2 separate regions of the Mus musculus genome follow, and region 2 is linked to region 1. The links are chromatin loops, found by intact Hi-C in ENCODE. Cell type or tissue: heart. All regions are shown on one strand. Each heading gives the region's core, and the rest is flanking DNA. Links, peaks and the distances in the headings are about the cores only. Region 1 overlaps Vgll4 (vestigial like family member 4). Region 2 overlaps Atg7 (autophagy related 7).

The links. A loop is a pair of places that touch in the nucleus more often than their neighbours do. Peaks named below come from ENCODE experiments on the same cell type or tissue, not always from the same donor. Only the 100,000 strongest peaks of a DNase experiment are listed, where the experiment ranks them.
Region 2: it touches region 1 in a loop (2.5-fold over the local background); 6 of 42 quality-filtered maps call a loop at or near these places.

Annotation. Positions count from the first base shown.
Region 1 is chr6:114,872,558-114,877,929 of GRCm38, reverse strand. The region is part of intron 2 of Vgll4 (vestigial like family member 4); the gene reads left to right. Among named protein-coding and RNA genes, the nearest start is that of Vgll4, 47 kb to the left of the region's middle. In heart, for the core only: CTCF peaks have their summits at 2,432 and 3,767; DNase peaks (open chromatin) are centred at 1,768, 2,739 and 4,839; H3K4me3 peaks cover 2,105 bases; H3K27ac peaks cover 3,976 bases.
Region 2 is chr6:114,818,059-114,823,430 of GRCm38, reverse strand. The region is part of intron 18 of Atg7 (autophagy related 7); the gene reads right to left. Among named protein-coding and RNA genes, the nearest start is that of Gm52917, 86 kb to the right of the region's middle. In heart, for the core only: no CTCF peak of the experiment used is centred there; DNase peaks (open chromatin) are centred at 1,600, 3,060 and 4,770; H3K27ac peaks cover 3,262 bases.

The DNA.
Region 1 (5,372 bases), core at 275-5,274:
GTGTGTGGCCACCATGTGGGGGAGGCTGAGCTTCAAAGGGGGCACAGGGGAAAACCAAAAAAAGAGAGGTCTTGAAGGAGGAGGCAGGTTTGGGGGCGCAATGCTGAGAGGCCAGGGTAAACTCAGCAGCTCACCTCTGTCCTAGGGGGGCTCGCTCACCTTTCCATAGCTTGACCAGTGCTCCAAAGGCCACCGTGTTCGGCCAGCTAGTTAGACAGTTTAACTTAAACAAGCAAACAAACTCCCAAAACAGTGCTTTTATTTATTCATGGCAAAGGTTTATTTCCTTCCTGACCCAATCAGAATTGCTTTCCTGTGGTCATCAGTTGCTTACTCATTGATAATTCATTTGAAGCTCAGGTTAATGCCCCCTCCCCCTTTCTTTGTCCCTGCCTTGCTGAAGATGGGACCTGGTTAGACAATCTGAGCTATAACCAACCCTCCGGTGGAGTCTGTAGACTGAAAGCTGGAAATGTGTGCATGTGTGTACTGGAGATTTTGAATTTCCAACAGCAGCAGCAGCACACTTGATAGGTAACTGATATGACGACGACGACTCCTCCTCCTCCTCCTCCTCCTCCTCCTCCTCCTCCTCCTCCTCCAGAGAAGAAACTGGCCTCAAATTCACTATGTTGTCAAGGGTGACTTCTGATCCTTCTGCCTTCATCTCCCTAGTGTTGGGGTCTGTGGATTGAGACCCCAACAGGCTTCATTCATGCTGGGCAAGTGTCTTACCACCTGAGCTATACCACCAGCCTTTGCATGGTCTCAGGACTTTGGGCTTGTTTGTCATATTTCTTTCGTGGGGCTATAATATGTAATTTGTGAGCATGCTCCCCAGTGCTGGGAGGGGGCAGGGACGGGGGCATTTCTTCCGAGATTCCCTCAGTCCTCCTCAACTTTCCTTTCTTTAGCGATTGCATCTGTGAGGGTTAGCATCCTCACTCAGAGCCCTGCAGCTCTCCAGGTGTGCCTGCTAGCCGTGTGTAGTCTGTGACTAACTGTCCAGCATGTTTGGTCTTCCGAAGTCTTCCAAGTATTTACAGTGTTTGTAAAAGAAAGACCTTTCAGGCTATGATAATAGCTCAGTTGGTAAATAGTACCTACTTTGCAAGCATTCGGACTTGCGTTCTTCCATCCCAGAACCACGTGAGAAAGCTGGTTGAGGGTGCTCACACTAGAACCCCGTGCTGAGACAGCAGTTCCCTGGAGCTCCCTGGCTGGTCAGCAGAGCCCGTGAAAAAGACACAGTCTTTAAAAAACAAAACAAAACAAAACAAAAAACCAAAAATAATAGCAGCAGCAGCAGCAAAAAAACAAGTCCAAGGTTGATGGTCTGAGGTGAACTGAACAGCATTGGAGCCTGACCTCTATGCTGGCATGCACACATGTCTCTCTCACACACACACACACACACACACACACACACACACACCTCCCCAACATGCAGAATGTTTTGTTTGGATGCGGCTGGATCACTTACTAGATCTTTTTCTTTAGCAGGAAAACCTTCCAAAAGTGTTGTAGAAAGGACTGAAGTGTGTTGAAGAACACCCACACCCCGTGGCTAGGACAGGGCCATTGTGACTGCTCAGGACACTCCTGTGACAGAATGAAGGAGCTTTATGTGCATGGGCCTCTGTGCTCTGTGTATCTGTGCTCGTCCTGATGGCTTCCACACTAGAGGTGGTGGGAGCTGGAGGGATTTAGCCCTGGGGAGAGAGGTGGGCTGTGACTGTGGAGTGGAGCTGAACAGGGCTCCTCACCCCTTGGAGAAGGGGTAGGTCTGCGTCCAAAGGCCTCCCTGGCTGTCGTCCCTCCCTCCCTCTCTCTTCCAGGACCTTTGCTGCTGAGCTGAACTGGGAGTGTGTGAGACTTGTCTCTTGTTGGGTATCCTTAGTAAACTCTGAAATCAAAAATGCAATTGTTTTTATTTAACCATTTTCCCAGATGTTCCCTTGGGCTTGATGGATGTAGCCTTTACTAGAAAGTCACACTCCTGAGACGCAGTGTTATGGACACGGTTGCTATAGACAGTGACAGTTGGCAGGTTTGGAAGACAGCCTTTGCATCTTTTCTTTTCTCTTCTTTTTTCTTTTTAAATGTGTTTTCCTCCCACAAGAACTGCTCTTTCATTGGTGCGGTCATCCTCGTGCTACAGGTCTGGTTTAGGAGAGCCTGCTTGATATAAATGCTGTTCTGTTGTGGTGTGAAAGGAGCCAGCAGGCCCATGCATGCTGCAAGGAAAATTAGGATCTGAAGGAACCAGGCAGGCAGGTGACTCCCCTAGAAATCAAGCCACTGGCCTGGGATAAGGTTCAGAAATCTGCAGATGGGAGCAGATAATGTCCTCACCGGGGCTAGCTGGGTCTCAGTGCTGGCCTCCAGCACTTGTAACAGAACAGCCTCTCAAGTGGGGTTTGTGAGAAGGGCAAGAGGACCAGAAAACCCACAGAAGCTGAACTGCAGGCCCGTCCCCTCCCTCCTGCCTCGCCCCTTCCTGCCAGCATTTCCTTTGGCCAAGTTGTAGAGTTTGCTAAAAGCCTGATGTTATGGAAGGTAGGGAAACAAAGAAAGAGGAAGTGACTCGCTGTAATTCTGACAGCAGATCTGTTTTCTCTGAAAATGGAACTGCAGCGATGCATGCAACGTTCTTGGCAGGCGGCACTCCGTAAATAACGCCTCCCAGGAGTTCCCAGCCTCTCCCAGGCCCGCAGGAAGCTTCCCCTGCAGCGAGGGGCAGGCGGCCCCGCACCTCACACCCTCCTCCCGGGGACTCTTATTCTGACGGGGTGCGCGCCCGCCTTGCCTGCCAAGTTTGTGAGGCCCCAGGCTTTCTTGTGGGAGGACGCTGGGCTGTCTTCATGCTCTTTGGCAATGATTAAAGTGAGGTTAGTACCAAAACCCCCTTTCATTTTATTCCCTTATCCTGCCGTTTTCAAAGCAGATGGCAGCGCTGTATTTTCAGCTGTAATTAATTTAAGCTGGGGGAGGCAGAACTGATGGGCGCAGCAGGGATGTTCCCTGGGTCCCTGTCTCCTGGCCACCCGCACCTTGTCCCAAGCTGAGCCATGCAATCACCAAATCTTCCTGCTAGGGCTAGGGGGCGGTCACAGAAGAGCAGTGTGGAGGTAGCTGGCAGGATTAAGGAGCACCCAGGTTCAGGTGAGGCTGTCACGTGAGGGGGGCAGATGCTGGGGGCCCCTGTTCCTTCTCAGCCCAGACGCCAGGCTTGTGCTTCTGCTCTCAAGTTTATTCGTAACAGAAGACAACGAGAAAAGCACTTGGCAGAGTCTAGAGTCTCTGACCTCAGCCGCTTTCCCCTGGACACACCACTCAGGCTCCCTTGTCGCTCATCATCAGCCAGCGACCTCTTGACCTCTCGGGTCTGATAGAAAATGCTTTTGTCCCAACTCTGAGGAACTTGCACCATTGCTCTACCAACTTCTACCCTCATCCACTCTGAGAGCTGCACCCCGGCCAGCTAAGCTGCGATCCTGCCTTGCCCCTGGGAGCCCGGGGAGGGACCTGCGGGTTAGAGTGCCCTTGTTGTAGGAGTGGTGCAGACACACTGAGGACTTGGTCCCGCCACATACTGCTGCCACACAAATGGTAGCTATTACTGTTAACATTTAGCCACCCTCTGAAGACTTGAAGCAATTGTTCCGGGCTCATAGTGAGAAATGGGAACCACAGTTATGTGGCTGTGAGTCTCCCAGAAGCTCACAGCTGATCGCAGCCACTGTCCCAGTCCGCACTGTCTTGTGTCCTGGTGGCAGGGAGGAGGGTGTGCGCTAACTTCTGTGGGGGCATGTTCACAGTGTTTGGTGAGCCTCCCACAATCCAGGAAGGCTGTTTTATGAAGGCTGATCAGTTCTGTGCTTGAGGGCTGGCCCTGAGCTCCAGCCAACCTTTCTTTGGTTTCTCTGTCATAGTAAGACGGGACAGGTGGTGAATGAGAGACCCAACCTGATAGGCTGCTGGTGATCTGTCAGAACTTCTAAGGACTGGGTGTTAGACTGAGATCCACACTGTGACCCAACAGCTCCTCTTCTGGGAATTTACACAGAATGATTGGAAGCAGAGCGTACTAGGTCCTGTTTGAACACCTAGACTCACAGTAGCTCTGTTCACATAGTCAAGACGTGGGAACAGCACAGGAGAATGCCCACTAATGAGTGGGTGGCTAAAAGCATGGGTCTCCGTGTTACAGTGGAATACATTCAGCCTTAAAGAGGCAGAAAATGCTAACACATACTACCACACATGGGTGAAACATGAGGATTCGCGGAGCAAAATAACCCAGAGTCAAAGCACTGCTGGTATGACAGGGCCTCTAGCATGGAGAACGGTTGGCTCATCATGAGGTAACATGGAGTGGCTGCTCCCTGGACTGGCTGGCCTGGGGTCTTAGTGCTTAGTAGGGACAACAGAGAACTCTTGGAGGTGGGCGGTGGTAAATGGTTTGTATAGTGTGTGAATGCACTTAGTGCTACTAGACAATGACCTTAACTATGGTATTGTAGGGGCTGGAGAGGTTTAAGCTCCGGCAGAGGGCCCGAGTTCAGTCCCCAGCACTCACGTGGTAGCTAACAATAACCTGTAGCTCCAGTTTTAGGGGATTCCATACCATCTTTTGCAGGCAAACACTTATTCACAAGAATTAAGGGAAAAAAATTAATGGTATTGTATCCCTTACCGTAACACAGAAATAAGCTGCAGGGCTATTTGGTTCAACCAAAGAGCACTTACAAGTGTCACGGGGAAGCAGTGTCTGGTGCTGAGGGAGGGAAAGCCAGCGGTCCAGTGCCGGATCCCCCCATGCACAGGTAAAGTCGGAGGGCTCCGGGGGCAGTGACTTCAGTTGAATGGGTTCTGAACGGGAACCACTGGAACCTGGCTCTTGGAAGCTCTTGTAGAGTGGACAGGTATGGGTTAATCCTCTGCATGGGTCTAGGGCAAATGTTACATCAGCTTCGAGCAGGAAGTCGGGTCCCATGCTATGGTTTCCCCTCTTCAGAGCTCCAAGGTAGCTCTAAAGATGACCATAACGGCCAGGGCATTGCTCAGATGTGATCAACCACCCAGGAAAGCAAAGTGTGCAGCTCGGGGAGGGAGAATTCTAGATGCTGACGAATGCTTACTGTAAGGGAGGTTGAAGCAAGAGAGTCTCAAATTGAAGGGCAGCTTCAGCTACATAGCAAGATCCTGAAGTGGCAGTCAGGAAGGGCACTTTTGAGACTGAGAGATGAAGTAGGCCTTTAAGTGATGATGGCCTCTGTGTTTATGGGGAGCTTCTAAGCTTGGAGGAGACCAGCCAGGTGGAGGTGGTGCACATCTTTAATCCCAGCACTTGGGAGGGAAAGGCAGGT
Region 2 (5,372 bases), core at 102-5,101, 54 kb after region 1:
TGACTCTTTGGTTGAGAAAAAATTTCCTTCCTGTTCCCTCTACGTTACAGTGTGAAATTGCAGCACCCACACAGGCTGTGTTCTGAGTGCACGGTCTCCTGCTGGGGGCACTATTTTGAGAGGTTGTGAAAACTTTGGGAGGTGGGCTGAGCTGTCACGGCGGTATGTCCTCGGGTAGGTTATCCTCGGCCACTTCCTTTCTCATTCTCTGTTTCCTGGTTGGCCATGGAAGGAACAGCTCACCTCAGCCATGCCATCCCATGGCCACTACTACCCAACTGCATGGGGCCAACCAACTCTGGACAGAACCCTTGACGCCGGTAGCCAGAGCAAACCCTTCATCCCATGCATTGTTTCTGTCACAGAGATGAAAGCTGACTAGCTTCCCTGTCTCTCCCTCCCTTTTCCTCCCTCTTCCCAAAGTGCACTAATATTTCTTCCTTCTTTTCCTCAGGCCTACACACACCAGGCAAGCGCTCTATCCCTGACCTATATGCCCAGCCCAGGATTGATGTCTGTCATTAAAAAACACACTTGGGGACTGGAGAGATGGCTCAGAGGTTAAGAGCTCTCTGTGCTTTTGCAGAGGACCCCGGTTTAGTTCACAGCACCCACATGGAACCTCATAACTGTTTATAACTCCAGTTCCAGGGGATCTGATGCCCTCTTTTGGCCTTCATGGGCACTGAGCACATGTGGTGCACAAATATACATGTATGCAAAATGCTCATGCCCATAAAATAAAATAAAATAAAATAAAAATAACCTTTTAAAAATGAATTTAGATCTGCAAACAGACATTTACCCTAAGAATCTTGCTGACTACATTTAGGGGACAGTGTCAGTTCCTCTGGCTGCAATTCCACAACAGAAAGGAGTGGATGGCAGTTAGAACCATCGGCTTGCCTGCTGCATAACCACCAGGTTACTGGTTTGCAGCCTGTGGGAACTGAAAGGTGTGACGCAAAGAGCCTGCCACAGTCCTATTTCTTAAACCACATATGCCGTCTGCAGGGACCCTGACAGAGCTAAGTGCCTGGGCCTCCAGTATCAGGAGTCTGACCTGGAAGCCTGCAGATAGAACTGGGCCGAGCAGCTGATAAGTGGGAATTGTCTCTCATTCAGCATGCCTCGGCCACTGTCCTCTACAAGGGCAGGCCAGTGTCCACAGCAAGCACACAACCGAGGGTATCACGATTGTTCTGCCCCATTTCCTCAGCTGCATGAACTGAACAACCAATGAACAGCCAACAGAAGCAGAATCACTCCAGGGAACTGCTGCCACTTCATGTTGAACACAGGACCACTTCACAGACCTGGCAGCTTCCCCACAGCAGAACCAAAGCACTCAAAGGGATGAAGAATGAAAATGGCTCCTTCCATGGGGACAAATGGGGGATGCTCCAAGGGACAGGTCTGGCAGGAGTCAGCAGAACCTGTACGGGAGCCGCGTTTGGACGGAGTCCTGTGGGTTAAGATGGCAGGGTCACTCTCTGGAAAGATCAAGCAGTTTGCATAGGACTTGTGGTACAGAGGCTGGATGTGGCAGGGGTGGGGTAGGGTGGAGATGCAAAGGAGTCCCCTCCTCTCCTGGGTAGAGCATGTGCCAAAATCAACATCCCCCAGTCCAGACCTAAGCTTTTCCTGTTCTCAAGTACAACTTGTTAGGTGTGGATGTGAAGGCTCGGTATTAACTCTCTGTCTGCTCTTAGGCCGACAGAATGAGGAGAAATGGAAGGGCTGCCTGTGCTTCCACCGACAGAGCAGGGCCCCTCTGACCCTTCCTCGCCCTTCTTTTCTAGACCATGTCTTTCCTGGACACCAAAGCCATTTTTTCTAACAGCCCTTCTGCATAGCATTACCCTGTGACTCCTCACTTCATGGCTTCAAGTCCGTGTGAGATGATCCCCAGCTGAGCCCAACGCATCCACATTGCTAGCTGCATCTCTTGCCATCTTTTATGTGTGTATCCTGCTGCTGATCACCTCCAACAGGCAAAACCTTGCAAGGCTGCAAGCTTCCTCCTCTCTCTGCTCCTTGTCTGTTAAAACCTGGACATGAATCCAGTGGTCCCAGTTACGTGACGTCTTCCTCACGTGGGAGCTGGAAGCTCTTTGGCAAGTGTATCTGTGTCTGGTTCTAGTAGCCTTCATATAACTTCTTCTATTATAAATGTGGCAGCCTTTAGCATTAGGATATGTCAAGTGAAGGTATAGCTGATATTGGGAGTGGTCACCCAGGCCTTGATTGTCCCCCAAAGGCCCATGAACTACAGGCCAAATCTCCTACAGACCCTGAGAGGCCCAACAGGAACACTCAGCAACTAAACTCAGTACTCAAGCAAAAAAATGGTTACCCATAGAAAATGTTCACAGTTACTTTTGTAAAAAAGCAGTAGTTTTTCAAATGACTAATAATTTGTTGGGATACCTCCATGTATTAAGCAAATAGTTCAGGCCTAACTATTGCAAAAGGGACTTCCCAGGTTCTGTGGAATGATCCCTGAGACTCTAGGGAGACCCCTGTTCCCTAGGAACACACTGATGAGTGGCAGAGAAGGGTTGGGATCTTTAATCTGAGGCCATATAAGGTGTTTGTTCAGCAGTATGGACTAATAAGAAAAATCACCACTGGAGGAAGAGCTGTCTCAGGAGCTGGAGGGATAAGAAGAGAAGGTAGCAGCGGGTGGATGGTTAGAGCCTGTGAATTCCATTGTCTAACAACACAACTCTACACAGCAAAGGCCTGAATGGTACAAGCACCCCTCCATCAACAGGAATACCATAGGGTATAGTGATGTGTAAGCTGCCTTGACAGACCCCTCAGGACAGGAATGGCATCGCTCAGCTACTCCGGGGAAATCCCCATGTTAGAATTCAAAGTTAGGCACACTGCAAATGCTGTGTGCACTGTCTGCATGGAGACCGCAGATCCTGGATTGCAGCAAAGCATGTGGGGACGTGGGGGTGAGGAGCAGGAAGGAGAAAGGGCTGGATGGAGCCAGGATAGCTGGGTTGATTCCCAGCCAGGCCTCCAAGCTGGATCTGGCTAAACTTCTTCCCTCTTAAAAGGAGGGCCCCATTTCCTGAGAGGCAGAGAGTGGCTCGGTCTCCAAGGAGGCTTCACGCCCACCTGGGGTGTTAGGTCAAAGCTTTGTGTGCACTGATAAGCGAAGCCAAATTGTGGTTTTGATGCTTCATGCCAACATTTTCATTTATATCAACAAAGGGCTCTCTATTACAAAGCTACCATAATCTGGGCTCCTGTAAGCAATGCTCACTAAAATATCAGTGACTACACAACAGCCAGGAATACTGGCACAGCGTTACTGAAACTGCAGTCAGCCTGGTGTACCAGTGCTGCCTCTCGACAGTGACAGACAACAACCGGGGTGTAACCCACTTCACCTCAAGGGTCTGAAAACACCCACATGATGGGCCGAAGCCAGGAGACGCAGGGAAGTCAGTAGAGTGGGCATGTCTGCAGCTTGATCAACATAGGAAATACAGAGTGGAGCTTTATAATAAATGACATTAGCAAAGTCCTACAACATGCTTACTGGCTGACTGAAGTAGTGTCTATGCTGCCCAGGCTGGTCTTGAACGCTTGGCCTCAAGCAATTTTCCTGTGTCCGTTTACAAGTGGCTGGGATGATGGAGGTGCCACACTCCACATATGTGGTTATTTTATTTTCTATTGTATTTATTTATTTTATGTGCAGGGAGTAAGCACGCCACAGTGCACGTGTGGAGGTCAGAGGACAATTTGCAGGAGTCTGTTCTCTCCTTTCACTGCGGTGGGGGGGGGGGGGGGGATGGAGGGATGTCTGGATGGGGGGTTGTCTGGATGCTGAACTCAGGTTCTCAGGCTTGGTGGCTATCTCTCCACCCCTCTCAGGTATTCACGAGCTTGTGACACATTCGTGATTCTTTACTTAAACTGGGCTTGAGCTTAAATGAGCTAGGATTTGGGGCTCTCCATTGTGATAGGACTGTGAGCCACGGGGTTTGACAGAGCCATGCATATGTTTTCCAGCATGTTTATTTATGCTGTATTTCTTTGTTATTTAATATTTTTTTCCCCCAGAGCTGAGGTCTGATCCCAGGGCTCTGTACCTGCTAGGCAAGCGTTCTACCACTGAGCTAAATCCCCAACCCTATGCTGCAGTTTTTTTCTTTTTTCTCTTTTTGGTTTTTTTTGAGACAGGGTTTCTTTGTGTAGTCCTGGCTGTCCTGGAACTCAGAAATCTGCCTGCCAGCTCTGCCTCCCAAGTGCTGGGATTAAAGGCGTGCGCCACTACCGCCCGGCTATGCTGCATTTCTTGTGTGGTTCTGGGGTTCAGCTTGGAATCCTGCACACCACACGCTAGGCAGGTGCTACCACTGAGCTCATGGGCTCTCTGATGACAGGCCCCATGGTATTCTGAGCAGTACCAGTCTAGTGAGGACACAGAGCCTTAGGGACCTAGACAGCCTCAGGGAAGCCCAGGGTAAAAAAGACCCTGAGACAGCCTCAAAGCCAGTCATCCCGAGTAGGGCTACTGCTCTGGCAGGTGGGCTGGACCTGGTTTCCTTTGCAGGGAGAAGAACGGCCTTCATTCTGTCCCTGAGAAACTTGCAGGATCCTTTTCCTCGGTGAGTTCATGGAAACACAATCTCCACTGCCCACCCTTCCAGCAGGTCAGGGAGCTATTCAGAAAGAGGAAGTGACCCAGAGGTGGCTAGAGGGGAGGCTGACAGGACAGAGCGGCTACTCCCTGCACAGCGGTAGAGAGCAGGATGCATCCTGTTTGACTTGGCCTCGCCAGGGCCAAACCCTTTCTTTGTGACTCCTTTTTAAAGAGAGGAGAGCAATGCTGTCATCATCCCAAGAGCTGATCCTTATGATAGAGCTGCTGGGTACTCAGGAACTTGCTCTCCTGCCTAAAGTTCCTGTCTGTGGGGAGGGGATAGGGCCCGTCCCAAGGTGACTTCACTGAGGGCTGTTGCGTGGGAAACACCTGGAAATGAATGTGTGCACTAGCAAAGCTACTTTGTGGGGTGAGGTGGGGTGAGGCCTAGAGGCAAGAGGACTGGCCACCACCCACCGTTAATTAACACAGAGAGAACCTTAGTTGGCAGTGAGGTAAGAGAAAAAAAGCAGATAACATGGAAAGTTAAAGAAAAGCAAATGCGGTGTGCAGGTGGCTAGAGCTTAGCAGAGCATCCCAGAGCCACGTGTGAGCAGAAAGGAAAATTGGCACTCGCACCGTGGGAGCTGCGGCCACCAGCCATGATGACGTCAAGCTGGAGTTTAGAGGGGCGTCAGGAGAAATGGGAAACCGCAGACGGGGCGGGAAGATAAGCAGGCATCCTCCTTGCTGTGTATCTTCT